Regions from separate parts of the Homo sapiens genome. Here region 1 is linked to region 2. The links are chromatin loops, found by intact Hi-C in ENCODE. Cell type or tissue: right lobe of liver. All regions are shown on one strand. Links, peaks and the distances in the headings refer to the core of each region. The heading gives the core; the rest is flanking DNA. Region 1 overlaps FGD5 (FYVE, RhoGEF and PH domain containing 5). Region 2 overlaps FGD5 (FYVE, RhoGEF and PH domain containing 5).

Region 1 (15,899 bases), core at 6,957-11,956, 52 kb before region 2:
GTGTGATGCCAACATTCTGGGCTACTTGGTCACTAAACTTAAAATGCTGACCACCTGGCCCTTTTCCCGTTTTCCCAGAATGTGACTCTCCAGGTAAACTTATTGAGTGGTGGGACCATAGTACTCCTGTAATGACCACATGCCCAGAATTTCCTGGAAAGATCCCATTCAGGGTACAACAGACCACTGGTCCTTTATTTTTTGTTTCTTTTCTTTTTATTTATTTATTTATTTATTTATTTATTTATTTATTTATTTATTGAGACGAGCTCACTCTGTCGCCCAGGCTGGACTGCAGTGGCGTGATCATAGCTCACTGCAGCCTTGACCTCCTGGGCTCAAGTGATCCTCCTGCCCTAGCCTCCCAAGTAGCTAGGACTACAGGTGTGCACCACTGCACCTAGCTAGTTTTTTAATTTTTTGTAGGTATGGGAGGTCTTGCTGTGTTGCCAGGGCTGATCTCAAAGACTCCTGGGCTCAGTCAATGCTCCCGCCTCAGCCTTCCAAAGTGCTGGGATTACAAGTGTGAGCCAGCAGACCTGGCCCTCTTTTATTTTTTAAATTGACAAATAATAATTGTACATATTCATTAGGTCCATAGTGATGTTTTGATATATGTAATTTATAGATCAGATCAGGATAGTTAGCATACCATCATCTCAAACGTTGATCATTTCTTTGTGTTGGGAACATTCAATATCCTCCTCCTAGCTATTTGAAACTATATAATATATGATTGATAACTGTAGTCCTCCTACAGTGCTATGGAACCCTAGAACTTATTCCTCTTATCTGGCTGTATCTTTTATTCTTTTACAGATCTCTCCCTATCCTCACCTTACTCCTATCCTTCCCAGCCTCTAGTATCCTCTGTTCCACTTTTTACGTCTATGAGGTTAGCTTTTTTTTAGTTTCCACATATGAGTGAGAACATGCAGTGTTTAACTTTCTGTTCCTCGCTTATTTCACTTAACATAATGTCCTCCAATCCCATTCATGTTGCAACAAATGACAGGATTTCTTTCTTTTTTATGGCTGAATAGTGTTCCGTTGTGTATGTATTTTCATTATCCATTCATCTGTTGTTGGATACCTAGGTTGATTCTGTATCTCAGCTACTGTGAATAGTGCTGCAGTAAAGATGGAGGTGTAGATGTCTCCTCCATATACTGATTTTCTTTCCTTTGGATAAATGCCCAGTAGTAGGATTGCTGGATCACATGGTAGTTCTATTTGTAGTTCTTTGAGGAATCTCCATATTGTTCTCCATAGTGGCTCTACTGATTTACATTCCCATCAGCAGTGTAGAAGAGTTCCCTTTTCTCCACATCCTTGCCAGCATTTGTTATCTTGCGTCTTTTTGATAATAGCCATTCTAACAGGTGTGAGATGATATCTCATTGTGGTTTTGATTGGCATTTCCCTAGTGATTAGTGATGTGGACATTTTAAAAATATACTTGTTGGCCATTTGTATGTTTTTTTTTTGAGAAATGTCTATTCATATCATTTACCCATCTTTTTAATCAGATTGGGTTTTTGTGTGTGTGTGTATGTTTTTTCTGTTAAGACCTTTGAGTTTCTTATCTATTCTGGATATTAATCCCCTGTCGGATGAGTAGTTTGCAGATATTTTCTCCCATTCTGTAGGTTGTCTTTTCACTCTGTTGATGATTTCCTTTGCTGTACAGATGCTTTGTTGTTTGATATAATCCCATTTGTTTATTTTTACTTTTGTTGCCTGTGTTTTTGAGGTCTTAGTCATAAAATATTTTCCCAGACCAATGCCCTGAAGCATTTCTCCTATGTTTTCTTCTACTAGTTTTATAGTTTTGGGTCTTACATTTAGGTCTTTGATCCCTTTTGAGGTTGATTTTTTTTATAGCATGAGAGGTAAGGATCTAGTTTCATTCCTCTACATATGGATATTCAGTTTTCCCAGACCCATTTAGACTGTCCTTTCTCCAGTGAATGTTCTTGGCACTTTTGTCAAAACATTAGTTGTCTGTATATATATGGATTAATTTCTGGGTTCTCTATTTTGTTCCCTTGTTCTGTGTGTCTGTTTTTATTCCAGTGCCATGCTTTTTTGGTTACTATAGCTTTGTAGTATATTTTGAAGTCTGGTAATGTGGTGCCCCCAGCTTTATTCTTTTGGCTCAGGATTGCTTTGGCTATTTGGGTCTTTTGTGGCTCCATGTAAATTTTAGAATTTTAATTTCTGTTTCTGTGAAGAATGTCATTAGTATTTTGATGGGGATTATGTTGAATCTGTAAATTGCTTTGGGTAAGTATTGTCATTTTTACAATAGTAATTCTTCTGATCCATGAGCATGGAATGTCTATTTGTTGGTATCCTCTTTGATTTTTTTCATCAGTGTTTTATGTTTTTTCTTGTAGAAGTCTTTCACCTTCTTAGTTAAATTTATTTCTAGATTGGGCTTTTCTTGTAGCTATTGTAAATGTAGTATTGTGATTTTTTTTTTGTAGCTCTTGAAAAATCGTTCTCAGCTAGTTTATTGTTCATGTATAGAAATGCTACGGATTTTTATATATTGATTATGTATCCTGCAACTTTACTGAGTTTATCAGCTCTAAGAGGTTTTTGGTAGAATATTTAGGGTTTTCTATATATAAGATTATGTCATCTGCAAACAGGGACAGTTTGACTTCTTCCTTTCTAATTTGGATGCCTTTTATTTCTTTCTCTTGCCTTATTGCTCTGGCTAGGACTCTCAGTAGTATGTTGAAGAATGGTGGTGAGAGTGGACACCTTTGTTTTGCTCCAGTTCTTAGAGGAAAAGATAAAAGCTAACAGTAAGATGTCAGCTGTGGATTTATCATATATGGCCATTATTATGTTGAGGTACTTTCCTTCTGCACCTAATTTATTGAGAGTTTTTATCACGAAGGGATGTTGAATATTATCAAATGATTTTTCTGTCCTTTAAACTCTTGAAATAATGGTTAGAAATGTCATCCTTTTTTTTTTTTGTTCTAGAGACAGGGCCTTGCTCTGTCACCCAGGCTGCTGGAGTGCAGTGGTGTGACCAGCAGCCTCCACCCCCCCAGGCTCAAGCAATTCTCCTGCCTCAGCCTCCCAAGTAGCTGAGGCTAATAGCTATAGGGATGAGCCACTACATTCAGCTAATTTTTTTTATTTTAGAGACGGGATCTCATTTTGTTGCCAAGAGTGGTCTTGAACTGCTGGCTTCAAGCGATCCTCCTGCTTCAGCTTCCCAAAGTGTTGGGATTACAGGCTTGAGCCACTGAGCCCTACTGAAATTTCATCCTTTTGGCCTCCAAACTATCTCTCAAATGTCCTTCCTCACTTAACATACAGCAAAGTTTCAGATCCTTGGTCCTGGTTTGGGGCTTGAGAAAACAAAGGCACTGAGCCCTGGGCAACCGGGAGACTTCAGCAAGGAAACAGATATGAAGTTGCCTATAAGTTGTAAGGTACTGTAGAGATGGGGGCCTTTCTACTGGTTCTGAACCACCCTTAGTGTCCGCTAGAGAGCAGAAAGATACCAGCTGATGGAAGGATGGGGCAGTCTGCATTTTCATTGTTCTGATGGGCTATTCTGATAAACTTATTTCGTCTGTTGCTGTCAGGCTATGGAAACACCACCAGTAGCTAATATCTAATGAGGACCTTCTTTGTGCCACTTCTGAGTGCCTTTGTTGCATTATTTCAATGAATCCTCTAAATAATCTATACCTATATTACTATCACCCCTGTTTTATAGATGAAACTGGAAAAAAAAAAAAGCTGAGACACGGAGAGATTAAGAAACTTGCTTGAAGTGGCACAGCTGGGATTCCACCCAGGCAGTCTGTCTGAGCCCACCCTCTCCACCTCTGAGGCCAGAGAGTACAGTAAAGTACCCAGAGTACAGTGCAAAGTGCTGGTGAAGAGGATAGGCTCAGAAGACTTCACTCTGTACTCTCTCTGGGCTCAGAAGTAATTTGCACTGTACTGTGTCTGAGGCCAGAGAGAGTACTTGAGTCATCTTTGATCCCTCCTTGTGTTAGCTCCATGAAGTAGAAGCTGAGCCATATTTGGTGAGTGAGTGTGAGGGGATGGGTGAGAAGGAGGGATGGCTGAGTGAGTAGATGGAAGGATGGCTGGAAGGGTGAGTGGATGGTCAGATGTCCAGTGTCCTGAAGCGGGTGGGTGGGTGGATGGATGGATGGATGGATGGATGGATGGATGGATGGATAGATAGATGAATAGATAGATGGGTGAATGAGTGGATGGGTAGGTAGTTGGGTTAGAGGGCTTTCTCATATGTAGTATATTGGTATGCTCAAGGAATCCACCTGAAGATAACACCTCATCCAGTTATGATTATAATGGGCATTTTTACTAGAGAGACTATAGACACTGTACCCTCAGTACCTGTAGTACAGAGTCTAGAACAGACGGCTCGTAATAGGAATTTTTTTGAATGAATGAAAAACCAGGCAGGCACCAGATAGCTGAAAATATAGAGCCTTGCAGGCTTCCTTTGACCATACTGAGCAGAGTACTCATCTCGGAGGTTTCTGTTGGCAGACTGGGGAGATAGATATGATATGTAAGTGTTCCCAATCTTTTTCCCCAAGGGAAGACGTGGTTACTTGCCCAGGACACAGTTCTGCCAGGTCTGTCACAGCATTTGGGAAGAGGTTAACATGTATCTGTCAGAGGTGTTTCCTTGCCCTGTGTATAATCAACCTCGTAGCAATACCAGGGTCGATGGGAGCAGCCATGTTGACAGCCTTGGTTTTAGTATCAGAACGTTTTGATTTGTTTATTTTACTGCTAACTTCTGTTTAAGATAGGGTCTGTTGCTGCCATTTTTTCATTGACTCTGCAAAGGCATTGTATCATACTTGCTCTTTCATGTTGTGGAAGTGCATATTTTAAAGACATTTCTAGACCTTTAAAAATGTATTACTATAATTTTTGATTGACAAATCATAATCCTATACATTTATGGGGTACAATGTGATGTTTTAGTATATGTATACAATGTGGCATAATTAAATCAAGGTCATTAACATATCCATCGCCTTATCATTTTTATGGTAAGACATTTGAAAGTTACTGTTAGTTGGCCAGGCACAGTGGCTCGTGCCTGTAATCCCGGCACTTTGGGAGGCTGAGGCGGGCAGATCGCTTGAGGTGAGGAGTTCGAGACCAGCCTGGCCAAGATGGTGAATCCCTGTCTCTATTAAAAAATACAAAAATTAGCTGGGCATAATGGCTTGCACCTGTAATCCCAGCTACTCGGGAGGCGGAGGCTCAAGAATCACTTGAACCTAGAAAGCAGAGGTTGCACTTAGCAGAGATCACATCACACTGCACTCCAGCCTGGGTGACAGAGCGAGACCTCCCCCCAAAAAAAAATAATAAAAGAAAGAAAGAAAAGTTACCCTTACCCAAAAGAAAAGAAAGAAAGAAGAAAGGTTACTCTTATTTTGAAATATGTAATACTTATTATTGACTGCAGTCACCCTGCTGTGCAGTAGTCTCAAAACCCATTCCTCATGCCTGTTTGAAACTTTGTACCCCTTGATCAACAGTAAAAGCACATTTCCTTTGTTTTGTTTTGTTTTTACAGCTCAGTGTACAAGATTTTATTTAGTGATATCTGAATTTGGTTCTATCATGTATGGCCCATGTTACAAGTTCCATCTGGGTCCATTACAACTCGAACCACTCCCCCCCCAAAAAGGGAAAGAAACTTAGAAAATCAACAACTGTTTCCATGTCATTAAATATATTCATATATAATAACCATAATATATTAGTATGCATTGGAAAGGGACACTGACCCAAACAATACATCATGGTCACAACTAAACATTTACAATTCTGAGTGAACAGAAATTCAAAACACAGGAGGGGGTCAAGGGAGGAGGTGAAGTGCATCTGGGAGCAGGGAATGGGAAGAAACGCCCAATGACAGGAGTGGGACTGGCTTGGCTTTTGGCAGGGGATGAGGCCCCACAAGTCCACATTTTGACACCCCTAGGTATGCCGTGGCTGTGGCCCACAGGAATGTCTTGTCGTGGACCGTGGCCCAATGGCCCCATCAATGAGTCTGGTTTGTCCACTCTCTGGGCTTCAGCGGGGCTTCCTTTAAGTGTTGAGAGCCTAAACGTCTTTCACTTTCCTGAAGGCAGGAACCAGCACATTTCTAATGGTGACTTATCCCCATTTGTTGTACTCATAATTCCTATATAGGACAGTGAAATAAATGAGCCAGAAATATCAGAGCACCTGAACCTTTGCCCCTAACATCTGTTTTAGTGATCTTTCTGGAAAACAGAATCAGATAAAGAAGTAGAATAAGAGGAGGGCCATCTGCATGGGCTCCACGACTGCCATGGCTGAGGCTGAATTGAGGATCAGAAGTAACCAGGTTCATCTGTGAGGTCTGTGCACCTCCAATATGAGCAAGATAACTTTAGTCAAACACGTTATTATAATTTAATAATTATACGGTTTATTTTAAAGTGTTAAAAGGGTCCGGGTGTGGTGGCATATACCTATAATTCCAGCTACTGGGGATGCTGAGGTGGGAGGATTGCTTGAACCCAGGAGTTAGAGTCCAGTGTGGCCAACATAGTGAGACCCCTTTTTTAAAAAAAAAAAATTTAAAAATTAGCTGAACATGGTGGTGTGTGCCTGTAGTCCTTAACTACTGGAGAGGCTGTGGCGGGAGGATTGCTTGAACCCAGGAGGTTGAGGCTGCGGTGAGCTATGATCATACCAGTGCACTCCAGCTCAGGCAGCAGAGCAAGACCCTGTGTCTAAAAATAATAATACATTTAAAAATACAGTGTTAAAAGAATACAGCATATGACCTCACAGGTATTATCACTTAGGATGATGAGGCCAGAGTTGGTAGCAAGTGTTATAAATGAGTTAACTTAAAGAAAACATGAGGCAAATGATAGAACAGCTGGAGGCAGCAACGGCCACGCTGAAGACGGGGGAGTGGCTCGGGTTTGGGAAGCACAAAGACAGGAAGGGACAGGAGAATACAGAGCTGATCGTGAAGAAAGCTGACGTTTATTGAGTTGTCATGTGTTGGGAACTATTCTGAATGTCTGATGTTATGTAACTCACTGTTAACTGAGCACTGCTGAGGCTTGGAGAGGTTAAACACAGCCAACAAACAGCCAAGCCAGAATCTGAACCCAGGAAGCCTAACTCAAGAGCATGAGCTCTCATCTCCGCACTCCACTGACTTACAGAAGTAAAATAACAACAAAAGCAAAGGCCCACCCAAGACCCAACTCCACATATCACTGCAGTGACAGGCCCAACTGCATCTGCTTTCAGGTCTCTAAAAGGGACCAAGCATGGAGAGAGGCACCTTCAGAGGCAGTGTATGTCAGCTCAGATTTGCCGCGTGACCTCGAGCTATCTCCTTCCCCTTTCCAGGGGTTTGGCTTCCGTGAGCCCTCTCCCCTGTATCACCCATGGCTCTGACTCATGGAAACCACCCCCTGCTTGGCTTGAGGCAGAGCCCCCAGGTTCTGTGATGCCCAGCAGCGTCTGATGCTGGGGAGACCACAGCAGCAGCAGCAGGAGCTGAGGGTGCCCACCTTGCCCTCCCCAGGTCCCGCAGGCTTGCTGGACAGGCTGAGCTCTTGGGGCCAAATCCCAGCAGCCCTGGAATGCCCCTGAAGAAGTTAAGCCAGGGGACAGCATGATCAGATTGGGTTTTGAGATGGTCATTATGGCCACTGGGTGGAGAACAGATTGGGTGACAGCCAGGGTGAAGTCAGAGAGCTCAGGAAGGCACCAGTTACAAATGTTCAGGCAGGAGGTGGCCTGGCCAGCAGAGGCTGTGCTAGAGATGCTAGATGTATGGTTGGGAGGTATTTGAAGGTAAGCCTGGGAGGAAGGTAAGCCTGACGCTCACATAGTGGCTGTGCTAGGAGACACTCGGGTTTCTGGCTTTCTGCCTGGCATGCACCTTCCTTTTGGATGTGGAGGAGGAGTGGTAGGAGTGCTGCTAACTGCTGCATCCCTCATCCTTACTGCTTATCCTGGATAGAGCACCACCTGCTCCTGCTGCCTGAGGTGGCTGTTTCTCTCAGAAGGAGGGCAGGACTCCACTCCAAGTCTGCTGGAAAAAGGGTTGCAAATTGATGCAGGCAGCTCTGGAGGGAGGGGAGTGAGGGTTTTGTGAGACCAGTCCATGCAGTCACTTTACTGAGCCTGATCTGAGCTCTGCCGAACAGGTGAGTTGTCCCTGACCTTTAGGCTGGGGACCACTCCTCAGTGGAGGGAGCTGGTGGCCCTTGGCAGCACGGTGACTTGCAGCGGAGGTGGAGGTGACCCTGAGACAGGAGGGAGGCTTTGGCACACCTCAGCAAGCCTGGCGGGGTGTTATTTCTTTGTATACCTTGGTAGTAGGTATATGGCTTGTTGTAAAACACCTCATCATTTGAAAGAGAAGGCCAAAAAGCAATGTTTTTGAAAAGGAAGAAGAAAGAGGTCTGACCAGAGGGTAGCCTGTTGGCTAGTAGGTTGAGTCGTGGCTCAACCTTGGTGAGGACTGGGTTTGCCTCTGTACACAAGTGTGCAGCCACAGTCCCCACCTCCAACCCATTATGTCAGTGGAGGCCCAGGCAGAGACAGGCCACCTTGTCCTTGCTCTGTCTGGCCCTATAGCCCCTTGTGGAGCAGGGGACCCTGCTCTGGCCTTGGCAGAGCCCCAAGCTGCTTAGGCTACAGGTACTCTGGGGTTGGGTACCTGCGGTTCTGGCTCCTATGAAAGATACTTGAGGAGCTCCAGGATAGGCTCCTAGCTCAGCTATTCCCTAAGGCTGTTTCTCCTCCCCTGATGTCCCCCACCCGCCTCACTTCCCCCTGCCTGGGCCAGGGCCTGAGGGAAAGCTTGGCCCAGGCAGTTCAGGAAGTGGCTGCTCCCTTCCGTCCTGCCATCCGTCAGTCATTCCAGTATCTCATCCAGGCATTCCCAGAGGGCAGGAGTATTTGGTAAGGATTTAATAAGACCAAATTTTGAGTAGGAAGAAAGGTTTGTGAGTTGTCTGGGGCCACGTTGCCAATGGCAAGAGGGAGCCACTGAAGGTTTTTGGGCAGGAGAAGGGCACAGTCTTTTGTGGAATAATCAGTCTGCTGTGTAGAGAGAAGGGCTGAGAGCCCCTGCTGTGGGGATCACAGTTTGTGATTGTGCATGAGTTCACATTTGAGGACAGGGACCATGTCTGCTTCACTCACCAGTGTTTTACTCGATGCCTAGCCCATGCCTGCTTAAAGCAGACAGTCAGTAAATATGTGCTGACTGCTATGTTCATTATTTACTGGCAACGCCTGTGGAGAGTAGTCACAGGCATAGAGACATGAGACTGTCACACCTAAATGAGCTGTGATGCTCACAGCACCTGCCAAGAAGGTGAGACAGGAATCCTTGTTGCTATGCAGCTGAGTGGGAACTGATGCCCTGAGCTATGTCTTGTCTGCAATCTAGCCGATGGCAAGGCCGGGACTAGGGGCTGGAACACACGTCCTGGATTCTGTCCACCACATCATTGCATCCCTTACTCAGGCCCAGAGCACACGGCCACCTTAAGGACTAACCCTGCCGCCTGACCAGGCCAGTCCAGATCCCAGACCACCCAGATTCAACATCTTCTGCCCGCATCCTGAGTTATTCGGGCCTTCCTCTGGCAGGGGAGCCTGCCCCCTGTCTGCAGGGAAGTGAGTCTGTCTTAACGTGTGCCAAGGCACTGGGCAGCAAGAGCCTGGTGTGTTCAGGGCTCCAAATGGAAGCCAGTGTGGCTGGGGGTGGGGAAGTAGGAATTTTGTGCCTGAGTCTTACTACTTGTTTTCTGTCCCCATGGCATGAATGGGACCCCTGGTAGGTTCACTTTGCCTATGCTAAACAAAAAGCTTTAACCCTTCTTTCCCCTGCTTTGACCCAGCGCCTACACAGAGCCCTACAAAGTCTGTCCCATCTCGTCGGCAGCCCCCAAAGAGGACCTTACGTCGGATGAAGAGCAGAGAAGCTCGGAGGAGGAGGACAGTGCTTCAAGAGACCCCAGTGTCACCCACAAGGTAGGGCACCCCACAGGTAGGCCGTGGGCATCGGAGACGTGAGGGTGGAGAGATGGCTGTAACAGATCTGCTCCTTCCCTTGGTGCGGACGGAGCTGTTTGCAGATAGCTGGCCCCAGCTGGATGCAGGGGCTGAGACACGCAGCATCAGGGCGCTAGGAAGCATCGCCTTCTGGGGACTGGCCTCAGTGATGCAAGGGCAACTGCTCATGCCGGTATTCTCTGGAGTCTGATGAAGTTTGGGGCTTTCTGGAGGCTTTGTGGATGATGTGGAATAGAGCTGCCTGATTTGAATGAAGACCAGCCTAGCTTCTAATGACCTTGGACACCCTGGGCCTCAGTTTCCTCATCTGTGAAGTGGAAATCATGAGGGTGAGATGTGTTAAAGGCTATCAGGGAATTTTGTGAACTGAAAAGTTTTAGATGAAAGCTGGTTTCCCTGGCCCTGCAGCAGTGCTGTGAGGGGATGGAGTTGCTGGAGGGAGGTTGCTGTCTAGAGGCTGATGGTGAGTTGGGGGCCACGTCACAGTGAAGACCCAGACCTCATTGCTGGGCACGGGTGCATCAGTGCTGATGGGGATAATATACACTCTCTATTGGACACTCATGGTGAGCCGGCCTTCACCTACTCACTGACAAAGTCCCAGCCTTTCCATACACCCCTTCTCAGAGTCATGAATCCTTTCCCACAATGTACATTTGCAGAAATGGGCAGAGGTGAAGAGCAGGCCTAGGCATGTGACTGGTAGGTGGCATCCCAGGAAGCATCACGGGGTGATATGGGGCTTAGGCATTTGTTCTGCGGGGGACACAACCACTGCAGGGAAATGGGCTAGGAAGGGTGAAATGCCCCCACCCAACCCACCCATCTGCCAGGCCATGCCTGCATGTTGAGAGGTGACTGGAGAGGCAAAGAGTGAAGCGCCCCCTTCGCCCGCTTCCCAGCAGACCTCAGCACCTTTTTCGGCACCTGCCTCCCACTCTCCATCATCCCTCCCCTTCCAAGCCTAGGTTAGTTTTGCTACATTGATTAAAGACCATTGCAAGTGAATGCACTCAGCACAGGTGCCTGACACTTACCAAGCATTGGCCAAATGGGGATATCTCATTTTCTCTCCACAAAGGTGATTTCTTTTAAAAGTCCATTGATCTCTCTGGACTGTGTTTTCATAAAGTTACCTACCAAGTGCTACAGGAGCCCTCAAGAGAGTTACTCCCCTCTTCTCCTGCCTCTTCCCCCTCAGTCCCTTCTCTCTCCAGTGGCTCCTTCACACCCTCCCCACCCCCTTCCCCTCTCACTCATCTCCCCGCTGCCTCTTCCTCTCTAGGTACTGAGCCACGTATCTGGCACTGTCCTGAGGTTGTCCATGTTTGTCATCTCCTTGACTCCTTACAACAACTTCAAAGTTGGCACCATTACTCCTGTTTTACAGTTGAGGACACAGAGGTTCTGAGAGGTTAAGTAACTTGCCCAAGGCCACACAGCTAGTGAATGAAGGGGTCAGGTCTCAAGCACAGCTCTGGCTGGCTCCAAGTCCAGTGTTGCCTATCACTGCGGGCCTTCTCTGACCTCTCCACTCCTCCTCTCCCAAGAAGGAGTATTGTCTCCTTGTGGAGAAGGGAGGAGAGCCTTGAGTTAGTCGTGCCCATTTAGAGATGATTTTGGCTTTTCTGGGCATCCCTGAGGTCATGGAATCTGGGAGCAGAAAGAGATAGTTGCCATCAGAGATTTGGTCCCCACCCTGAAACCAGGAATTGGGTACTGGCCGCGAGAACGTCGGAGGGCTGATGGAGCAGTGGAGCCCACCATGCACAACTCTGTACCTCAGAGTCCCCACCCGCCTTGTGATGTACCCCACCACGGTCACTGAGTTCTCTTTTAAACCCTCCTCTGGGACCCCCCACATCTCTTCTTCCGGCTATGTCACTGCAGGCCAGTCATTCCCCATCTCTGAAAGAGAGCACTAATAGTAACTGCGGGGCTGTGGGAGGGTTGAATGGGAACACAAATGTGAGAGTGCCGGCCATACAATAGGGGTGTAGTAATTATCTGTTGTTTCTGAATCCTTGAGACAGAGGGGGAGTATGGAAAGAGAGGGCCTGTCCTGCTCAGAACCATTCTAAAGGTATGAATGTGCAATTCTGGGGCCCTGGACATTGGCTATTACCCAGGATCTGGTCTCCCGGCCACTGCTTGGACACTCCCAGGACTAAGGAGCTAGCAAGAGGTAGAGCAGCCTAGGGACTAAGAAGTTCAGACTCAGCTTTGTCCCTTGCTGGCTGAGTGACTTGGGCAACTTCCTGACCACTCTGCTCGTAGGATTCCCCATCTGTAAGGTTGGGATAGTAGTAATAGTACCTGCTTCAGAATAGTTACGAAGGTAAATAAGTCTAAGGAGAACTAGAACAATGCATGCCACTCAGGAAAGAAGCATACCAAGGTCAGAGCTTTTGATTGAGACTAGGAGCCTGAACAGGGAAGCAATCTGCCCAAGTTCAGCCGGGACTCAGCAGTGACGCACTGGGGTCATGAAGCTGGGGCAGCCCTGCCATGGACAGGGGTCCTTCATGTGTCCTGTGGGGGCCAGAGCCAGGCAGAGCCTGTGGCCAGCCAGAGCAAGGCCAGGGTCAGAGGCAGGAGCATCCATCCGGTCATCCCAAGAGCAGGGAGGGGGTGGGTGAGTCTAGGCTCATCTTTCCAGCAGGTCAGTTCACTCACCAGAGTCCAGACTTCTCATCAGCTATAGGGTTGGACATCCGTGCCCTCCTCCCCCTCATTCTTCTTTATAAGGCTTGCATTATATACCAGAATTGAAGTCAAAACCTACACTTTAATTGCACAAGGCATGCTCTACCACGGAATATGTAAATCACTGCAGATGAGGGTGAAAGTCCCCTCGAACTCTCATTCCTATTCCCCATTCCCTTAAACACACAGTATATTGTTTTGTGGATTTGTTGTTTTTACATATATGATATCAAACTATAAGAAACCTGAAGTAACTTAGTTGGGTTCCTTCAGTAATATCCCAGAGGTATTCCCACATTGATACATAGAGTTCTGAGTTAAATGTTTTTCTGGCTGCATAGTATTCCATTTTCCAGATGTGCTATGGTTTATTTAGCCATCTCCTCACTGCAGTATTCTTACAGTGTTTCTAGTTTCATCAGCATTGCAGTGAACTTGTTCACATACCTCCTTATGCACATAAAAGGTTTTCTGAAGGGTAGATCCCAGAAGGCAATCAATGGACCAGAGAGCAGGCATATTTTAAATCTCCATATCCACTACCATGTGACAGTCCCCCAAGAGGCTGTGACAGCAGACTCCCTGGCCACCCTTGGTGCCCAGAGCTCCCCAACCACGGAACCACTGTGGAGATGGGAAGGGAGGTTTCCCAAGTGAGTGACCTTCCCCACTTTTCTGCAGGAAGATTTTTGGTAGGGTGGGGGTGGGGAGAAGGGTCATGTCTCCATCCTCATTTGTCTTCCACTGTGGTTTAGAATTCAGTTTCTCCAAAAGGCAAAGACCTCTCATCTCCATGCCCTAGTCACATCGTGTGGGACGTGGGAGCAAGATTTTCTGTCTCCACCACCTCAGAAGAGCAGACCAGGGAAGGTGTGATTGAGGAGTGGTCACCCTGTGGGCCCCGGGAGGTGTTTTTGGGGGTGCAGTGGTGAGGCCTACCCTTCCTGGATGTTTTGGAGCAGCCAAGTCATGATAGGAGAGGTTTTGGGAGCAGGACAGGAGGCTGAGCCCCACTGGTCCACCCACATGTCTGACCTCTCCTCGCTCCCACTCGTAGACACACAAAGGCTGTAGGTGGAAGGAAAGAGGAAGGGAGAGAAGGAAAGCAAGAAAGACTTAAAAATAGCTCTCCTTATGAAAGGAGACATTCAAAGACTCGCTGACGTGTCGGCCCTCCCTGACAATGAGTCTAATGGGGCCTTTTCAGGCTAAATACCAGCTCCCCCGAGACCAGCCCAGTAGCCAGCAGCCCCTCCCAGGGACCCCCTCCCCCACCTGAGTCTCATGGCCACATTTGTTTCCCAGTCTGGCCTGTTTCTGGAACAGACCCTTCCTGTCCTCACGCCCTCTGTGGCAGGTCTGCTCCTGCCCAGCAGGGCCCACATGCCCAGAGCTCTGCTCTTGCCGGGCCGGCTGACCGGTGTCCCTGGTCCTTGCACCTGTAGCCTCACCTTGACCATCCGCCCCCAATTAAAGGGTCCACCTGAGCCCTGGTTGTTGCCATTGGACCAGTCCCCAGCTGGGGTTAAACACCACCATGCACTTTCTCTGTGCTATGGACTTCTAGAGCTAGATTCACAGCTGCACACTGGCTCCACTGCAAACTCTTGCTTCTCCTGGGCCCCGGGGAAGGGGCTCTGAACCACAGCCTGTGCTTCCCACTCCCAGAAAACAATACTCATCTCCTAGTGAACATGAACTTTCTCCACTGTCTGCCTCTCTTCTGTCTGTATCTTCACTCAGTTACTCCCAGTCCCTCCTCTTCTTCCACAGAAACTTATTTATTAAATATATACTGAGCGTCTACTCTGTGCCTGGCTCATTGTCAGGGAGGACCAACATGCAAGCACCCTTTCAAGGGCTGAAGACACAGCAATGACAAGTCAGACCAGTCCCTGCCTGCCCTGTTGGAGTTTCACATTCTAGAGAAGGGGATGGAAGGTAAACCAGAAAACTCCTAAGATGGGATTAGGTGGTAACAAGTGCTATAAAAAACAAACTGGCAGCCAGGCACGGTGGCTCACACCTGTAATCCCAGCACTTTGGGAGGCTGAGGTGGGCGGATCACGAGGTCAGGAGATCAAGACCATCCTAGCTCACATGGTCAAACCCCGTCTCTACTAAAAATACAAAAAATTATCTGGGTGTGGTGGCACGTGCCTGTAGTCCCAGCTACTTTGGAGGCTAAGGCAGGAGAATTGCTTGAATCCGGGAGGCAGAGGTTGCAGTGAGCCAAGATCGAGCCACTGCACTCTAACCTGGGCGACAGAGCAAGACTCTGTCTTAAGACAACAACAACAATACAAACAAACAAACAAACAAACAAAACTGGCTATGGTCGTGAGGAACAGAGCTCCTGGGATTGGGGGTGGGGGCATCTTAGACACAGAATGCCTTCATTTTTCTATTTTTAAAAAATTGTGGGAAAATACACATAACATAAAATCCACCATCGTAACCATTTTTAAGTGTGCAGTGCAGTAGCATGAAGCACATTACATTGCCATGCAGCCATCAACACCATTCATTTCCAGAGCTTTTTCCTCTTCCCAAACTGAAACTCTGCCCCCTTTAGACACTGACTCCCCATTCCTCCTCCCCTATCCCCTGGCAGCCACCGTTCCACTTCCTGTCTCTATGAGTTCAGTTACTCTAGGGACTTCACATGAGTGGAATCCTACAGTATTTGCTCTTTTGTGAGTGGCTTATAGACTTAGCATAATGTCCTCAAGGTTCATCCACTCTGTAGCATGGGTTGGAATTCTTTCCCCTTTAATACTGAGTTTGATTCCGTTGTATGGGTGGACTGTATTTTGTTTGCCCATTCATTCATTGACAGATGCATGGGTTGCTTTCACCTCTTGGCTGTTGCGAATGGTACTGCTGTGAACGTGGGTGCACAGATCTCTCTAAGACCCTGCTTTCAGTTCTTGTAAGTATATGCCCTGAAGTGGGATTGCTGTATTATATGGCGATTCTGTGTTTAGTTTTTTGAGGAACTGCCATATAGTTTTCCACAGCAGCCACACCCTCTTAACATTCCTGCCAATAGCGCAGAAGGGTTC
Region 2 (15,899 bases), core at 5,384-10,383:
GTTCACTGGGCTGGCCCCAGACAGGCCTGGCTGCAGGTGCTGTCTACCCATGGAGGGCAGGCAGGCGGGTGGGCGTGGGCTCACTGGATTCTCCTGGCCGCAGTCCTAGGCTGCCTTCCCTGGGGTTCTCCACCCCATGTGTTGCCTGCAGAGCAGTTAAAGACTCAGCGCCAGGTTTTTTCTGTGTTCCCTGTGGCTCTCCTCACCTCCAAGGAGAGGAAGCACCAAATATTTTCAGTGCAGAGTTGCTGGGAAAACAGAAAATGATCTCCCAAGAGCAAACCCTTAGAAATTTTCTTAAAAATAACATTCTTGAGGAGATAAATCCACTCTCTTTAAAGCTTCCAAATGGAAAATGTAAAACTCAGCTTAAAAACAGTAAAAAATGTTCATTACCAGTTGTGCTCCATAAAGGACAAGAGACAAAGGAATGAAAGTACATGCTCAGGGGAATTTTACTCAAGATTAGCAGGTGTCTCATGGGACTGAGATTCTGTAAAGTTACATTTAGTGATCATGAGTTTGGTAAATTGTTTCTTAAACATCTATTTGTATCTCCAGAATTACGGGGGCTATAGCAGCTGTTCCCAGGTCTTCAGCTGTTTTAGTAGACCTTCCGAGGCTCTGTTCTGAATGGACTCCTCGTGGGTACAAACCAAGGAGGGAGTCATGGCTTGGACCACCCAGAATCCTGAAAGACACAGTCTTGAGCACCATGATCCCAAACGTTGAAATCCCAAAAGATCAAAATCCCAAAAATATAATTCTGGAAAAAATAATTTAGAAAAATATTTTAAAGATATTTATATTTTTAAAAGGGGAATTTATGGGGCCGGGTGTGGTGGCTCATGCCTGTAATCCCAGCACTTTGGGAGGCTGAGGCAGGCAGATCACAAGGTCAGGAGTTCGAGATCAGTCTGGCTAGCATAGTGAAACCCCTTCTCTACTAAAAATACAAAAAATTAGCCAGATGTGGTGGCCTGTAGTCCCAGCTACTCGGGAGGCTGAGGCAGGATAATCGCTTAAACCCAGGAGGCAGAGGTTGCAGTGAGCCGAGATCGCGCCATTGCACTCCAGCCCGGGCGACAGTGCGAGACTCCCTCCCAAAAGAATAAATAAATAAATAAAAATAATAAATAAAAAGGGAATTTATTTATTTATTTATTTATTTATTTATTCATTCATTCATTCATTCATCCATTCATTCATTCATTCTTTTGAGCTGGAGTTTAGCTCTTGTTGCCCAGGCTGGAGTGCGATCTTGGCTCACTGCAACCTCCGCCTCCCCGGTTCAAGCAATTCTCCTGCCTCAGCCTCCCGAATAGCTGGGATTACAGGCATGTGCCACCATGCCTGGCTAATTTTGTATTTTTAGTAGAGACGGGGTTTCTCCATGTTGGTCAGGCTGGTCTCAAACTCCCGACCTCAGGTGATCAGCCTGCCTCAGCCTCGCAAAGTGCTGGGATTACAGGCGTGAGCCACTGTGCCCAGCGGGAATTTATTTAAGAAACACAAAAACACAACAGAATACTTCATAGGCCACTTTATACAATAAAATAGGCACTACGAACATATATAATTTTGCAAGCATAAATGCTGCTGTGTGCTAACAATAGTTCCACGGGTCAAACAGTCATGAGCACACAAACCATATTCATAAAAAAGAAGGTCAAACAGGGAAATGTATCAGTGTATGTCACTATGGTTAGTAATTGTATGCGCCCAGCCTTATAACTGTGGTCATCTGAAATACCATGACAGATAACCGAAGTCTTTTGATGAGCTCAGTTAAAAACTGTGATGGGTCACCACAGTACATGCAGCCACCCACAGAGCAAAGATCTCAGGAAATTTTATCTTTCACAAATGCAAATGTACAAAGAGGATATCTCCATTCATTGAGGAAGTTTGTGTTTTTAAGTACATACACAGTGCTTACACACAAATTCAACATTGTGATAATGCACTTTTCTTTTCTTTTCTTTTCTTTTTTTTTTTTTTTTGGAGACAGAGTCTTGCTCTGTTGCCCAGACTGGAGTGCAGAGTTCAGTGGCTATCTAGACTCACTGCAACCTCCGCCTCCTGGGTTCAAATGATTCTTCTGCCTCAGCCTCCCGAGTAGCTGGGACTACAGGCACGCACCACCACACCCATCTAATTTTTGTATTTTTAGTAGAGACAGAGTTTCACCATATTGGCCAGGCTGGTTTTGAACTCCTGACCCTGTGATCTGCCTGCCTCAGCCTCCCAAAGTGCTGGGATTACAGGCGTGAGCCACCACGCCTGGTTGTGATAATGCACTTTTCATGAAGCCAAATTTGCAAAAAAATAAAAATAAAAAATACATAAAATGAATTAGAAACCTGTAAAAGTCTGTATACAATTTATACCTCCAGTATTGGAAATGATGCAGAATGTAATACAGAGCATGGTGAATTGCTTTGCCAGGTTTCCAGGTGTTCCTCAATCCAGTCAAGTTGATGCCTAAAAATTAACCATCACAAGTCCAACGCTTGTCAACTTGGCACCCGCACGCATCTCCTTAAATCATACTTAATTTCCAAACAAAGACAATAACAGGGTAATAATTCCACCTAACATAATGCAGCTTTCCTGTGATTGTGATTTTCAGAATTTTGTGAGTGTTTTGTTTTTTGAGACAGGGTCTTAGTAAGTTGCCCAGGCTGGTCTTGGACTCCTGAGCTCAAGTGATCCTTTCAACTGTGTCTTAGGCTGCAGACACACACCATGGCACCCAGCCTGATTTTTGGAATTTTTAATGTTAAGGATTTTAGACTTCTGAGATTTAGACTTTAGGGATTATGATATTCAGGGTGGTGTCTTTCAGGACTATGATCCAAGCCCTGCTCTAGCATATACAGCACCTCTCTCATGAGCAGGGATTTATCTGCTAGCTGCTCTCGGGTTCTCTGGGAGGCTTTATGATTTAAGTTTCCACTCAGGGGCCTCCCCTGCACCCTTGTCTGGGATTGATTTAAGTTTCCACTCAGGGGCCTCCCCTGCACCCTTGTCTGGGATTCAGGGGGCATCAGCCTGACCGCCAAGTTCTGCTTCTCTCCCCACAGGAGTTTCTGAAGGAAGGGACGCTGATGAAAGTAACAGGGAAAAACAGACGGCCCCGGCACCTATTTCTGGTAAGTGCCCGGTCCCCAAGCCCAGCTCAGGAACTGCCAAGTTCTATGAGGTTTTCTAGGGCCATTATTCAAGGACAAGTGGAATAGGGTGAGAGGAGAGTAGAACAGAGCAGACATTTGGGGGTGAGGATCATTCTGGACAGCTGAGAGCTTCACCCTTGGACACCACGCCCACCACTCATTTGTTATTTGAATGATTTTGAGTGGAATGTTGGCAAGATGTAGTTACCCACATCCCCACCTTAAATATCTGTCAACCACCTTATCTAATGCTCAGAGAACTGAGGTCCAGAAAGGAAAGTCGCTGTAGCTAGGCCTCCCAGGGGGATGGTGGCAGAAGTCCAGGAGGAGCCAAGCGTTGTGACCCAAGTCCAGCACTTTCTCTACTGTGCAGGAGACAGGATGTAAGATAACATTTTTGCTTATGGACAACTGGAGTCTTCCATACCAGGGAGTGTCCAGGCCTAGGGTATATCTTTATCGGCCTTAGTGGCTGTTGAGTGCCCCAATCCTGAGACCTCCAAGTGGCCATGCCTTTTAAGCCCTCTGCTGGGCACAGTTTTTCTCTTGCTCCTGCATTTCTGCTTTCATTCCTTGTTCCTGTCCGCCATGGCTGCCTCTCCCAGCTTCCTCATACTTCGTCAAAGCACCGTGTGCAGTGGGAGAGACAGGCTGTGGTAAGAGTCTACGAGCTCTCTCTGTTCCAGGCGTTGACTGAGCACCTCGTGTGTGCTGGTGCTGGAAACAAAGAAAAATCCCAGGTCTTGCCCTCAGCCTTCAGAGTCCAATGGGAGGGAGAAGCAAGCAGACAGCCCATTGTAAATGCAGAGTTATGAGCGCGATATGGAGGGATCTCGGGTGCCGTGGAAGCAAAGAGGACTAAGGAGGGCCAGGGGTGAAGAGAAGAGGAGCCACAGCCACGGCAGCGCCGCCGTGTCTGGAGTGTCTGCTGGGTGCGCACACTGTGCTCAGTGTTTCATATGTTTTCTGAAGAAAATTCTACCCGAGTTCAGCCCTGGAGGAAGGATGGGAGTTTGGCAGGTGCACCAAGGAAGGGCATTTCAGGAGAGGTAAGGGCCTAAGCAGAGGATAGAGGCATGAGGAGTGTGGTGTGTTGGAGGAGTTCTGTGAGCCTCAAGAAGTCTTTGTCTGCAGCCAGACCCTTCTGCTCGTGAGTGGGGTCTTCCCCATGCCCCAAATAGGCCCTACCCGTAGAGGGGCCACTTGAGGACTGAATTCCAGAGAGAGCTGGTGGTGCTGGTGGAGAAATCCTGAGCCTGGGCAGAAGTGTGGAGCCTGCAGTGCTGGCAGGGTGTGCTGGGCCCCGATGGCTGGTGGCCTCAGGCTCTGCATGAGGCACTAGGTGACCCAAGTCCAGAGTCTCCCTCCCTTCCCTCCCTCCTAAGAGCTATTTCTTTCCTCCCATGAGAACCCCTCACTCTGGCTGGTCGGTTCTGCAGTGGGCGAGATTTAGCTGCAGGCAAGAGGAGAGTGGACCCCAGGGGGGATTTTGAGAGAGATCTGAGAGCCAAGCAGTGCGTGGTTTAGATTTGGGTTCTCAGAAGGGTTTCAAAGCCCCCACAGATGCCTGAGTCCTTTTCTCTAGGTCGTTTTTTTTAACCTCTGCTTACACACCTCCAGTGTTGGGGAGCTCACTGCCTGCTGTAACATTCATTCATTCTGCAGCTTATTATCCATCTCCTCTGCATGCCAGGAACTGTGCTGGTGTGTAGACATGGCCTTTGCCCTGCTGTGGGTCTTGGAGTCCAATAGTGGAAGACATTTTTTATTCCATGTTAGACAAGTCTAAATTTTAGAAATTCTTGGCCAGGCACGGTGGCTCTTGCCTGTAATTGCAGCACTTTGGGAGGCCGAGGCAGGCGGGTCACAAGGTCTGGAGTTCAAGACCAGCCTGGTGAACATGGTGAAACCCCATCTCTACTAAAAATACAAAAAATGAGCCAGGCATGGTGGCGTGTCCCTGTAGTCCTAGCTACTCAGGAGGCAGAGGCAGGAGAATTGCTTGAACCCAGGAGGTGGGGGTTGCAGTGAGCTCAGATTGCGCCATTACACTCCAGCCTGGGCGACAGAGTGAGATTCCATCTCAAAAAAAAAAAAAATTCTCTCCATTGAGAGAAATCCCCAAATGTAGGGGCAGGTAATGAGCCAGACAGAGCTGGTTAGATCCTGCTCCATGGTACACTTACTACTTCTGTGACCCTTAGACAACTCACAGACATGTGCGAGCCTCAAGTCTCCCCCCAGGAAAGTGGAAAGACTGGGTGGTTTTGAGAATTAAATTCCTGGCATTTAATTACATGCCTGGCAGGTAGAAGCCGCTTATCTGATAGTAGTTGTAACAGTTTCTCCCTTCCCGCTGACAGTTGTTCCATGGGACACAGGTCCTCCCTCTCTATCTAGAGCTATAGATCTCATCAGCTCCCTGCCCCAGCACAGCCCTGCAGGGAGTTGGGTCCCCGTGAATTCCCCCTCTTCAGGACGCAAAAGGGAGGCCATACCGGATGGCAATGGGGAGGCAGACAGACCAGATGCAGACCCCAGATGCAGACCCCAGCTCTGACAGCTACTGGTGTGAGACCCATGAGCACATCCCATTACCTCCCCGAGCCTCAGCTCCCTGATCTTTAAAACAAGGGAAGCAGTGAGGCGGCAGATGGCACAGGGCAGAGCTCTGTCTTGGCCCCTCAGCCATTTGCATCTGGCCACCTCCTCTGGCCATGCCCCTCTGATCTCTGCACCTCTCCCAGGGACCTTGAATGCCAGGAACAGACACAACAGCCTGGCTTTCCCCAATCTGTCCTCACCTCGTCCTCCACTTCATCTGTCCCTGGTCTTGGCTCACTGGCCCTCACACACCTGAAGCTCTTTGAGAAGGGTGCCAGCTCCTCCCCTTCAAGCCAAGCTCAGATAGCACCTTCTATGGAAGCCTAGCCACCACCCCCGTTTCCCCTCTCCCTCCTCCTCCTCTAGCCCTGCTTCTCTTCTTCCCCACACTCCCCCCGTCTGGCATGGCCCTTTATCAGAACATCTCCTTCCCTCAGGGATAGGCCTGCATCCCTCTGATTACCCTGCTGTGATTAGGCCATCAGCCCCACAGTCTGAAGCTGGGTCCTCTTCTTCCTCTGGCTCAGCGCAGCCCTTCCACTGAGCAGTGTTGATAACTCTCTAATGGAGGGATACATGGGAGGAGGGCGGCCCGACAGGTGCTCAAGCCAGGGAGTGCCATGGTGAACAAACACACTTAGGAAGAATTTTTCTTCCTCAAAGGTGCCAGTTTCAGAAAATAATCTGAACTGCAGAACAGAGTTGGGGCATCTGGGCGCCCACGCCCAGCAGTGTTGTTAGACTGCGGAAAGTGTCTACCAGGCAGCGACGTCCTTGAGCTGCAGGTGGGGCTGCCCCCTGGTGGCTTCTTACAGTGGGAAGCCCCCCTACCCATTCATGATGGGCTCTTCCTCCTTCCTCCAAGCTGGGGCTGTAAAGCATATACTTTGAAGCAGGCAGGAGAGCCATGGGCAAATTAGGACGTAGCCTGGTCCCGAAAGGCGAAGGAGACCTCGGGGTGCTCATGGCAGTTGCCATGGCAGCAGGAACTTGAGGGGCCATCACAGAGAGGCTGGGGCTGCTCTCCCTAGTGACATAGGTCAGTTCCCTGGGTCTGGGAGGGTTCATGGGCAAGGTTCATGAACCTGTGCACAGGTTCACTGTGAGAGCAGCCCTGACATTCCCTCCCGAGCACACTGGAGGGACACTCATCAAGCCATACCCCTGGCTCCACTACCTGCTAGCTGTGACCTCAGGCATGGCCTCTGGCCTCTCTGGGCCTCAGTTTCTCCCTCTTGGCAATGAGGATGATGATCATGGTGCCTGTGCGTTAGGACTGTGGGAGTGCACGTTAGGACTGTGGGAGTGAAGTCAGGGTTTTGGTCCAGCGCCTGGTGCAGAATCGGTGTCAATGCACTGTAGTGCCTGTCACTCTTAGAAGGCAGGGCAAGAACAGGGCTTCACAAACTAGAGCTGCAGGCCAAAGCCAGCCAGACACCGATTTTTGTTGATAAAGTTCTGTGGGAACACAGCCACATGCATTCCATCATGGGTTGTCTGTGGCTGCTTTGCACAGCAGCAGAGTTGAGGGCTGGAGGCGGAGGCCTGAAGCATTCCATACCTGGCCCCTACAGGACAGTGCCCCAACCCCCACCTACTCCAACTCTACTGGGACACAGCAAGGCCCGGAGAGAGGGAGGGGTTCCTGAGGTCCCATGGAGGGGGTCATTGGTGGGCCAAGTCTCCTGCATTGCCATGGCTGGAACCTTGGAGTCCTGAGAAGAGCTAGCTGTGGGAAAACTCATTCTGTTCCCTCAGCAGGCTCTGTCTATCCAGGGAAAAGAAGTATTCATTCTGACTTTTCACATGCAGTGTCTTGTTCCATCCTTACACATCCCTACTTTATGTTTTCCTCCATGCCTGCGTGGCTCTCCTTGGTTCATGTCAGCATCATGTGTAGAGGACTTGCCTTGGTTCACACTGGTGCCATGTGTCCAGGGCTCACTCTGGTTTATGTTGACACTATGTGTAGAGCGTTCACTTTGGTTCATGTTGGCACCATGTGTAGAGGGCTCTCTCTGGTTCATGTTGGCACCATGTGTTTAGGGCTCATCCTGGTTGATGTTGGCGCCATATGTCCGGGGCTCACCCTAGTTCATGTTGGCATTTTGTGTACAGAGCTCACCCTAGTTCATGTTGGCATCGTGTGTACAGGGCTCACTTTGGTTCACATTGGTGCCATGTGCACAGGGCTCTCCCTGGTTCATGTTCCCAGGTGGACAGGGCTCACCCTGGTTCATGTTCCCAGGTGGACAGGGCTCACCCTGGTTCATGTTGGCACCATGTGTACAGGGTTCACCCTGGCTGATGTTGGCGTCATTTGTACAGGGCTCACCCTGGTTCATGTTGGCACCATGTGTACAGGGTTCACCCTGGCTGATGTTGGCATCATTTGTACAGGGCTCACCCTGGTTCATGTTATTGCCATGTGGAGAGGGCTTGCCCTGGTTGATGTTGCCATGTGCATAGGGCTCCCCCTGGTTGATGTTGGTGTCATGTGTAGAGGACTCCCCTGGTTCATGTTGGCTCCATGTTTAGTGGGCTTATTCTGGTTCATTTGGCCCCATGTGAAAAGGGCTCACCCCAGGTTAATGTTGGTCACATATAGAGAGGGCATTCTCTCTGTGTCCACGATAAAGTAATGGTGGTGGTGTCTCCCATTTCCCAGAGGAAGCTGAGACTCAGCTGAGGAAAGGGCTTGGTCATAGTCTCAACGCTGGTCCATAATATGGTCAGGATTTACAACCCTGAGCGTGATGTCATCTTCTCACACCTGAAACCGTTTAGCTAACCAGAAATACTCTCTCCTAAGGAGATAAAGTGACTTTCATTACATGTCTTTCTGTCTGCCCTGCTGTGGGGAGAGCTTTAGTTGTTCATTCAACAAATATTAATTGAGCACCTACTCTGTGAAGGGACCTGGAAGTACAGCAGCAAGCAGGGCCCACCACTTCCCTGTCCTCAGGGTGTCTCCCAACCCTTCCTTAGCTATACTTTATCGAGCTTTATTTTTATAGTGAAATGCATCAACCTTAAGCATATGTGTTAGTTGGTACTGACAAGTGTATATCACAGTGTAACCACCACCTGGGTCGAGATGTGGAACATTTCCAACCTCCAGAAAGTTCCTCTGTGCCCGTTTGGAGTTCATTTCTCCCAACCCTGGGGGCCCCCATCAACCACTGGCCTGACTTTTGTCCCTATTTAGATTAGTTCTGCCTATTCTGGAGTGTCACAGAAATGTCATCAAACAGCATATACTCTTTTGTGCCTCGCTTCTTCACTCAGCATGATTTTGAGATGCATCCACGTGGTGGTGTGTATTGGTGGCATGTTCCTTCTGGCTGCTATAAGGTATTCTGTGGTATATGGATAGACCAGTTTGTTTATCCATTCACCTGCAGATAGACATTGGAATTGTCCCTACTTTCTGGCTGTTACAAATAAAGCCACTATGAACATACTCACACGACTTCTTGAGGGCATATGCATTTATTCCTCTCAAGCATCGAACCAGGAGTAGAGTGGCAAGGAAGGGGCTCACATTTTGGCCGCAACGTTTTTGCTCACCTGTGGGGGTTACTGAGGAATACAAGATGCCTGTGCACAGCGGAGCTCAGGGATCCTTTGAGGACAGAAGCCTGGCGCAGCCTTCTGGGGCCAGGGTCCTCTCATAGGGTTTCCCTCTCTCCAGATGAACGATGTGCTCCTGTACACCTATCCCCAGAAGGATGGGAAGTACCGGCTGAAGAACACATTGGCTGTGGCCAACATGAAGGTAAATATCTGGTGCCAGGTACCCCCGGGTTGGGGGACAGGGAGACCCCAGGGGAGAAGGGGACAGCATCCTGCTCCCAGGAGCACCCAGACCAGCTGGAAGAGGGAGGCCCTGCGGAAACAGTGTTGGGCTACAGCAAGTTTGTGCTGTAAGTTGCCCAGGGAAAGGGGAGGGGGATGGAGGGCTTCTTGGAAGAGGAGACTGAACCCTTAGAGTGGATAATATTTGGTCGGATCAGGAAGGAAGGGAAGGAGGGGCATCCTATGAGGAGGAAAATGCATAAGGAAGGGCCTGGGTTGGGGGAACAAGCAGGTGGTTGGTAATTTTTTTAATTGTGATAAAATACACATATCATTTTAAAAGTAACCATTTTTAAATGTACAGTTCTGTGGCACTAAGCACATTTACATTGCTGTGTATCCAGCACCACCATCCATCTCAGAACTCTTTCCTCTCCCCAGACTGAAACTCTGCCCACATTAAAAACCAACTCTCCATTCCCCTCCTTCTCAGCCCCTGGCACCTACCATTCTACTTTCTATGTCCATGAATTTGACTACTATGGGTACCTCGAATGAGGAGTCACACAGTATTGATCCTTGTTTCACTTAGCACAGTGTCCTCAAGGTTGATCCCTGTCATCTGTAGTATGGGTCAGAATTTTCCTTCCATTGTGTGGATAGACCACATGGTGTTTATTCAATCCTCTGCCGATGGACACTGGTGGCTTCCACCTTTAGGCTGTTGTGAGTAATACTGCTGTGAATATGGGCATATGTGTGGGGCTTAGCTCCGTGTAACTTGGTCCTGAAGATGGGAACACTTGGGAGCTGTTGGGGACTTTGAGGAGCAGGAGGTTTTAGGAAGTTAATTCTGGTGCAACAGGAGGCTGAAGTTAGAGAGGGCAACACTGAGGTGGGACAGTGGAGCCGCAGGCGGTTGTCATTGTCAAGGGCAGAGGCAGGGATGGCCAGGAGAGCTGAGAGAGGCACTGTGCAATCTCTCTTGATCCTGTAGGCTCTTTACCATGGGGAAGGGGAAGGAGGAAGCACCTTTCTCAGCATGGAGGTTTGTTCCCTTTTGGAACCAAAGGCTCCACCGAGGAGCCTGTTAGAAAAAGGCATGGGAGACGTGGTCACTGGCAGGTACTTGTCCAACATGACAGTGCACCTGGGGTTGCCCGGGCTGGGCCCTGAGCATGACGCTCTGCAGCCTTCCCAGCGGTGGGTGAGTGGCCAAGAATGATGGAGCTGGCAGCCAGGCACCTTCCACAGCACCTACCATCACAGAAAGGTATGCCCTGAGGCTAGAGAACGGCAGTAGGTGGACATGGTCCCTCTGTTCATCTGCTGCCAGGAGAAGCCGGTCTACACTTGCCCCTCCCTGCCCCACCCTGAAGGAGGCTGCTGTTGGTTTTCCAGGTCAGCCGCCCTGTGATGGAGAAAGTGCCCTACGCTCTAAAGATTGAGACTTCCGAGTCCTGCCTGATGCTGTCTGCGAGGTACGGGCAGGTGGAGGGAGGATGGCGCACAAGGCAGAGGTGTGAGCATGGGAAGGTTCAGAACAACAGATAAGGATGTGCTGTTTTTATTTTGGTATCCTTCTGGGTCAAAGTATCCTTCTGGGTCAAAGGACTTTTTTTCTTTTCAGTGTTTCTTAACCTTTTGGGGAATTTGATAAAAACTTTTCTCCCCCCAAAAAATGTACACACTCATAAAATTTTATATATAACTTCAGGGGTTTCTAGAGCCCATGGCTTAAATATGGCAATAGCAATGTCTCATGTTTGTGGAGCTCTTTATGGATGATTGGGTCTCTACAGCAACACGAAAAGTTAAGGCCAGTAAAAAATGTATTGTGTGCTGCTGTTCATAAAGTGGCCTGCCTTTTTGCGTTCCTGTCTAGAAGATGAGAGAAAAAAAATAATAAGTGAGCGTTCATCACTTATGTTGCCCTGTCTGTGTGGTGTCTTAGTCCATTCAGGCCACTATAACAAAAATACCAGGCCGGGCGCGGTGGCTCACGCCTGTAATCCCAGCCCTTTGGGAGGCCGAGGCGGATGGATCACAAGGTCACAAGATCGAGGCCATCCTGGCTAACACAGTGAAACCCCGTCTCTACTAAAAATACAAAAAATTAGCCGGGCGTGGTGGCAGGCACCTGTAGTCGCAGCTACTCGGGAGGCTGAGGCAGGAGAATGGCGTGAACCGGGGAGGTGGAGCTTGCAGTGAGCCGAGATTGCACCACTGCACTCCAGCCTGGGCTACAGAGCAAGACTCCGTCTCAAAACAAAAACAAAAACAAAAACAAAAATACCATAAACTGAGTGACTTATAAACAACAGAAATTTCCCACAGGCTGCAGGTCAGGAAGTCCAAGGTCAAGGCACTGACTGATTCGGTGTCTGGTGAGGTTCTGCTTCCTGGTTCAAAGACGGTGCCTTCTCACATAGACAATGCCACCTCATGTGGTGGGAGGAGCAAGGGTCTCTCTGGGGCCTCTTGTATAAGGGCACTAATCTCATTCGTGAGGGCTCCACACCCATGGCCTCATCACCTCCCAAAGGCCCTGCCTCCCAACACCAGCACCTTTGGGAAGAGGATTTCTGCATTTGAATTTGGGGGGACACAAACATTTAGACCACAGTGGGGCATGGCATTTCTATCAGAAAGGTCTGCATTTTCTCCAGGCCCTCGGGTTGCCTGGGATCCTCATCTCTGGCTTCAGACCATGACCTTAAAGAGCATCCCCTTTTCCTTCTTTCAGGGCAAGGTAAGCTCAAGCTCTCGGGGGCTTGGAAACCAGGGAGGTATGCCTCCAGCCAAGAGTAGCTCTTCAGCCAGGGACGTGCATGGCAGGGGTCAGCAAGGCTTCTGGGGCTTGGGTGTCTACTCTCAGCAAGCACATGAGATGGGATGGCAGCAGTGCCTATCACATGGGGGTTTATCCTGCATTGGGCGGTTCTGAGTGTGAAATGGGATCTAAATGCACTCATGCACATGCACTCTCATAGATGCATTTTCTCATTAAAATCATTTATTAGGTGGGGCATGGTGGCTTATACCTGTAATTCCATCAATCTGGGAGGCTGAGGCTGAAGGATTACTTGAGGCCAGGAGTTTGGGACCAGCCTGGGCAACATAGTGAGACCCTGTCTCAAAAAAAAAAAAAATTTAAGCATTTATTAGCCACACCTCAGTGCCAGGTCTGGCAACAATTTAGCCGTTGTTGTGCTCTCCAGGAGCCCACATTACAGGTAGGAGAGTTGTAAACTGCTTCAGATGCAGGGCAGTAACTGCTGTAACAATTAATAGTGGTAATGACAGCAGTAACAGGCATTGGACACCTGTCAGGCCCCAGACGCCGCCGTGATCCTCATCACCACCCTTAGAGCTGGGGTTTGCGGCTCCTTCCATGCATAGGGAGTTGAGGCTTGCAAAAGGGTCACACAGCCAGGTGAGGTGGAACTGGAGTTTGAACCCAGGACTGTGTGGACCAGAGCTCTTATCTGTTACAGTCTACTGCATGAGGGAGTAGAAAAGGGCTTGGAAACCCAAAGGAGGGACTGCCCCATCTGGAGGAGTGAGGGAATGCTTCCTGGAGGAGGTGATGCCTGGGTGGGGGTCGTGGCCTCACCTCTCCTTGTGATAAAATCAAGGGCAGGAGGCTGCCAGCAAATAGTTTCTGTTAGTCCGGCCATGACTTGAGGGTGGTGACGATCCACACGTGGGCCTTCAGGTGGGGCTGCCCATCTCCCAGGGCAAGGACAGTGGCCTTTAGCATGCCAGTCACCTTCCTGCTAGTCCAGACCCTTCACACTTGAAGCTCCCAGGGGACCGCAGGACCCATTCATCACATTTTAGGGACATGGTGTCTTGCTGCCCACAATGCTGATTCAGCCTCTGCCCTGCAGCACTGCTCCCGCCCAGGCCAGCGGGCCCTTATGCTTGCTTTCCGGGGCAGGCTGCACACTTACCTGTGGTGTAGGCGCGGCATCTAGTGGACACTGTGAGAACTTCACCCAGCTAGCTGGCACCCAGCCCAGGCGTAGCTCTTGCCACTCAGGAAGCCCTCCCTGGTGCAGAGCAGGGACTTGGAAAGTGCCTGTTGGATGACTGTCTGGGAAGCTATGTGGGGAGATGAGGAAGGTGGGAGACACAGATGTTTACCTTTGCCAGCTCCCACCTACCCCTCATCCTCCACAGGTACCCAGCCCTCTGTCCCCTGCCAGCCCGTTTCTCCTGAAGTGTGGGACCCTCTGGGCCTTCCTAATGTCTCTTGCTTTTGCACAATGTTGACAATGTGGTTCCACGTCCCACATCTCCCTTCATCCCCACAGCAGCCCTGGGAGTTAGGGGAATATCATTATTCCAGTGTAAGAAGAAACAGACCCAAGGACAGCTAATGGACCAGTGGTCTGCTCGTAAACCTAGTCTGGCAGGTGATCTCTTCTTTGCTGGTGGTTCTGGGCAGTGTGAGAGGTGCAGGCTCAAGGGGCATCTGAGTGAGAACCTCATCCATGCCGAGATGGAGGGTGGGAGGCAGAGCTGCTCCTGCCTTTGCTCACTCCAGCCCATGCCCGCAGCTCCTGTGCAGAGAGGGACGAGTGGTATGGCTGTCTGAGCAGAGCCCTCCCTGAGGACTACAAGGCCCAGGCGCTGGCTGCATTCCACCATAGCGTGGAGGTGAGTGGGTGGGCAGGGCCCACGGGCCACCAGCTTCAGAGACCTGGGGTTCCCTGGGCGGGCATTGCTGTTGCCACTCACACCCAGATGGACGTGTAGCTCCTGTCTTGGGGCACTGGCTCCCCCCACACCCCTGCCATGCTCCCACCCTAGTCAGGGGCGGCCTCCGTGTAACCTAGGAGCCCAGCACCCACAGTCTTGTTCTCACAGTCTGGCTGTTTCCCAACCAAGGGTGAGCATCCTGGAGGGTGCAGGAGAGGCCTTTCACATCAGACCCACTCACCCACACATCACACACCCTGCACAGAGACGCAGGGCAGGGCTCACTGGGCTCTGCATCTGGCTGGTCTCCTGGCCACATTCCACATTACTCAGCCAATTCTGTTGCTGCAGATACGAGAGAGGCTGGGGGTTAGCCTTGGGGAGAGGCCCCCCACCCTGGTGCCTGTCACACACGTCATGATGTGCATGAACTGCGGCTGCGACTTCTCCCTCACCCTGCGGCGTCATCACTGTCACGCCTGTGGCAAGGTGAGTCGCTGCATCTGGGGTGAGTGTGTGCATGGGGGTGGGGTGGGGGAAGGGCATGTCCCTGCCCAGCCGGGGGCTCAGGGATGTCCAGCAGCTACTGTAAGCCCCAGAGTGAGGCATGTTCACACCAACCCGAGAGGAACAGATTGCTAATTCCCATTTTATAGATCATCAAACCAGAGCTCCAAGTCCCAGGCCTCTTCCACACCACCACGTTTTCAACAGAAAACCGTAGCATACGTGGCTATTGTGCTTGGAGAAAAAAGTATCATGTAGTGGTTAAGGGCGCGGGCTCATCAGAAAAGCAGATAGGCGCTGGCTCAGAAACAAGATGAAGCCTTGCCGGAAAAGTAGGGGACACGCACAGCTCCATGATCAGAACCTGGGGCTCCCTAGGGGCAGTTGTGGGTGGATTAGCAGAGGGAGCGGAGGGGAGGGGTGCAGGTCTCCTTTGCATGCACTGAGAGGGGTGAGAATCTTCCCACCTGGGCCTGCAGATCGTGTGCCGGAACTGTTCGCGGAACAAGTACCCGCTGAAGTACCTGAAGGACAGGATGGCCAAGGTCTGCGACGGCTGCTTCGGGGAGCTGAAGAAGCGGGGCAGGGCTGTCCCGGGCCTGATGAGAGGTAACCTGGGGACCACTTGCCTTCTTCCAAGTGGCCTGGTGGCTTCTCCCCAGGCTCCAGTGGCTTCTCTGTGGTCCATGGTTCATGCCTGAAACCGCTTTCCCTGGAGGGAGTTATTCACTCCATGGAGGGAGGAAACAGAGGTTCGGGCACCATTTTCCAATATGTGGATTCTGTGGAAAATTGATCGGTGTCCCCAGAAGAAGAGCTCTGTGGGTAGCTAAGCTTAGGAATCAGTGTGTGTGTAAGGGGACAGAGGCAGGGAGCTCCTGTGTCCTTTACCATAGAGGCCCTCTTGTCAAGTATCCTATAGGCCTGTGCCTGTAGCGCCTTTCTGGGACTAAGGACTATATAAGCGTGGCAGCAGAGGAGCTGGGGTCAGGGAGGGGTGAAGCTGTTCCACACAGGAGCCTTGGGAAGCTGAGCCGGCCCCTGAGAGACCTGGTCAGTGCTGAAGGGACAGGCCTTGCCCAAGCAGGGTCAAGTTCCCAGGAAGGA

What was found. Peaks named below come from ENCODE experiments on the same cell type or tissue, not always from the same donor. Only the 100,000 strongest peaks of a DNase experiment are listed, where the experiment ranks them.
Region 1: a loop joins it to region 2, with 2.2 times the contacts of the local background. A loop is called at or near these places in 15 of 110 quality-filtered maps.

The regions. Positions count from the first base shown.
Region 1 is chr3:14,854,175-14,870,073 of GRCh38, forward strand. FGD5 (FYVE, RhoGEF and PH domain containing 5) reads left to right here. Exons shown (of 20, transcript NM_152536.4): 2 at 9,954-10,086. Among named protein-coding and RNA genes, the nearest start is that of FGD5, 43 kb to the left of the region's middle. RefSeq lists an enhancer at 9,410-9,991. In right lobe of liver, for the core only: a CTCF peak has its summit at 9,722; no DNase peak of the experiment used is centred there; H3K27ac peaks cover 2,089 bases.
Region 2 is chr3:14,907,775-14,923,673 of GRCh38, forward strand. It overlaps FGD5 (FYVE, RhoGEF and PH domain containing 5), which reads left to right. Exons shown (of 20, transcript NM_152536.4): 11 at 3,087-3,155; 12 at 9,475-9,558; 13 at 10,980-11,059; 14 at 14,144-14,243; 15 at 14,637-14,774; 16 at 15,272-15,401. It overlaps LOC105376963 (a long non-coding RNA gene), which reads right to left. Exons shown (of 4, transcript XR_007095829.1): 2 at 14,527-15,574; 3 at 13,535-13,685; 4 at 12,573-12,709. Among named protein-coding and RNA genes, the nearest start is that of NR2C2, 32 kb to the right of the region's middle. RefSeq lists enhancers at 6,172-6,994, 6,995-7,816, 13,352-13,851, 14,367-15,566. In right lobe of liver, for the core only: a CTCF peak has its summit at 8,260; no DNase peak of the experiment used is centred there.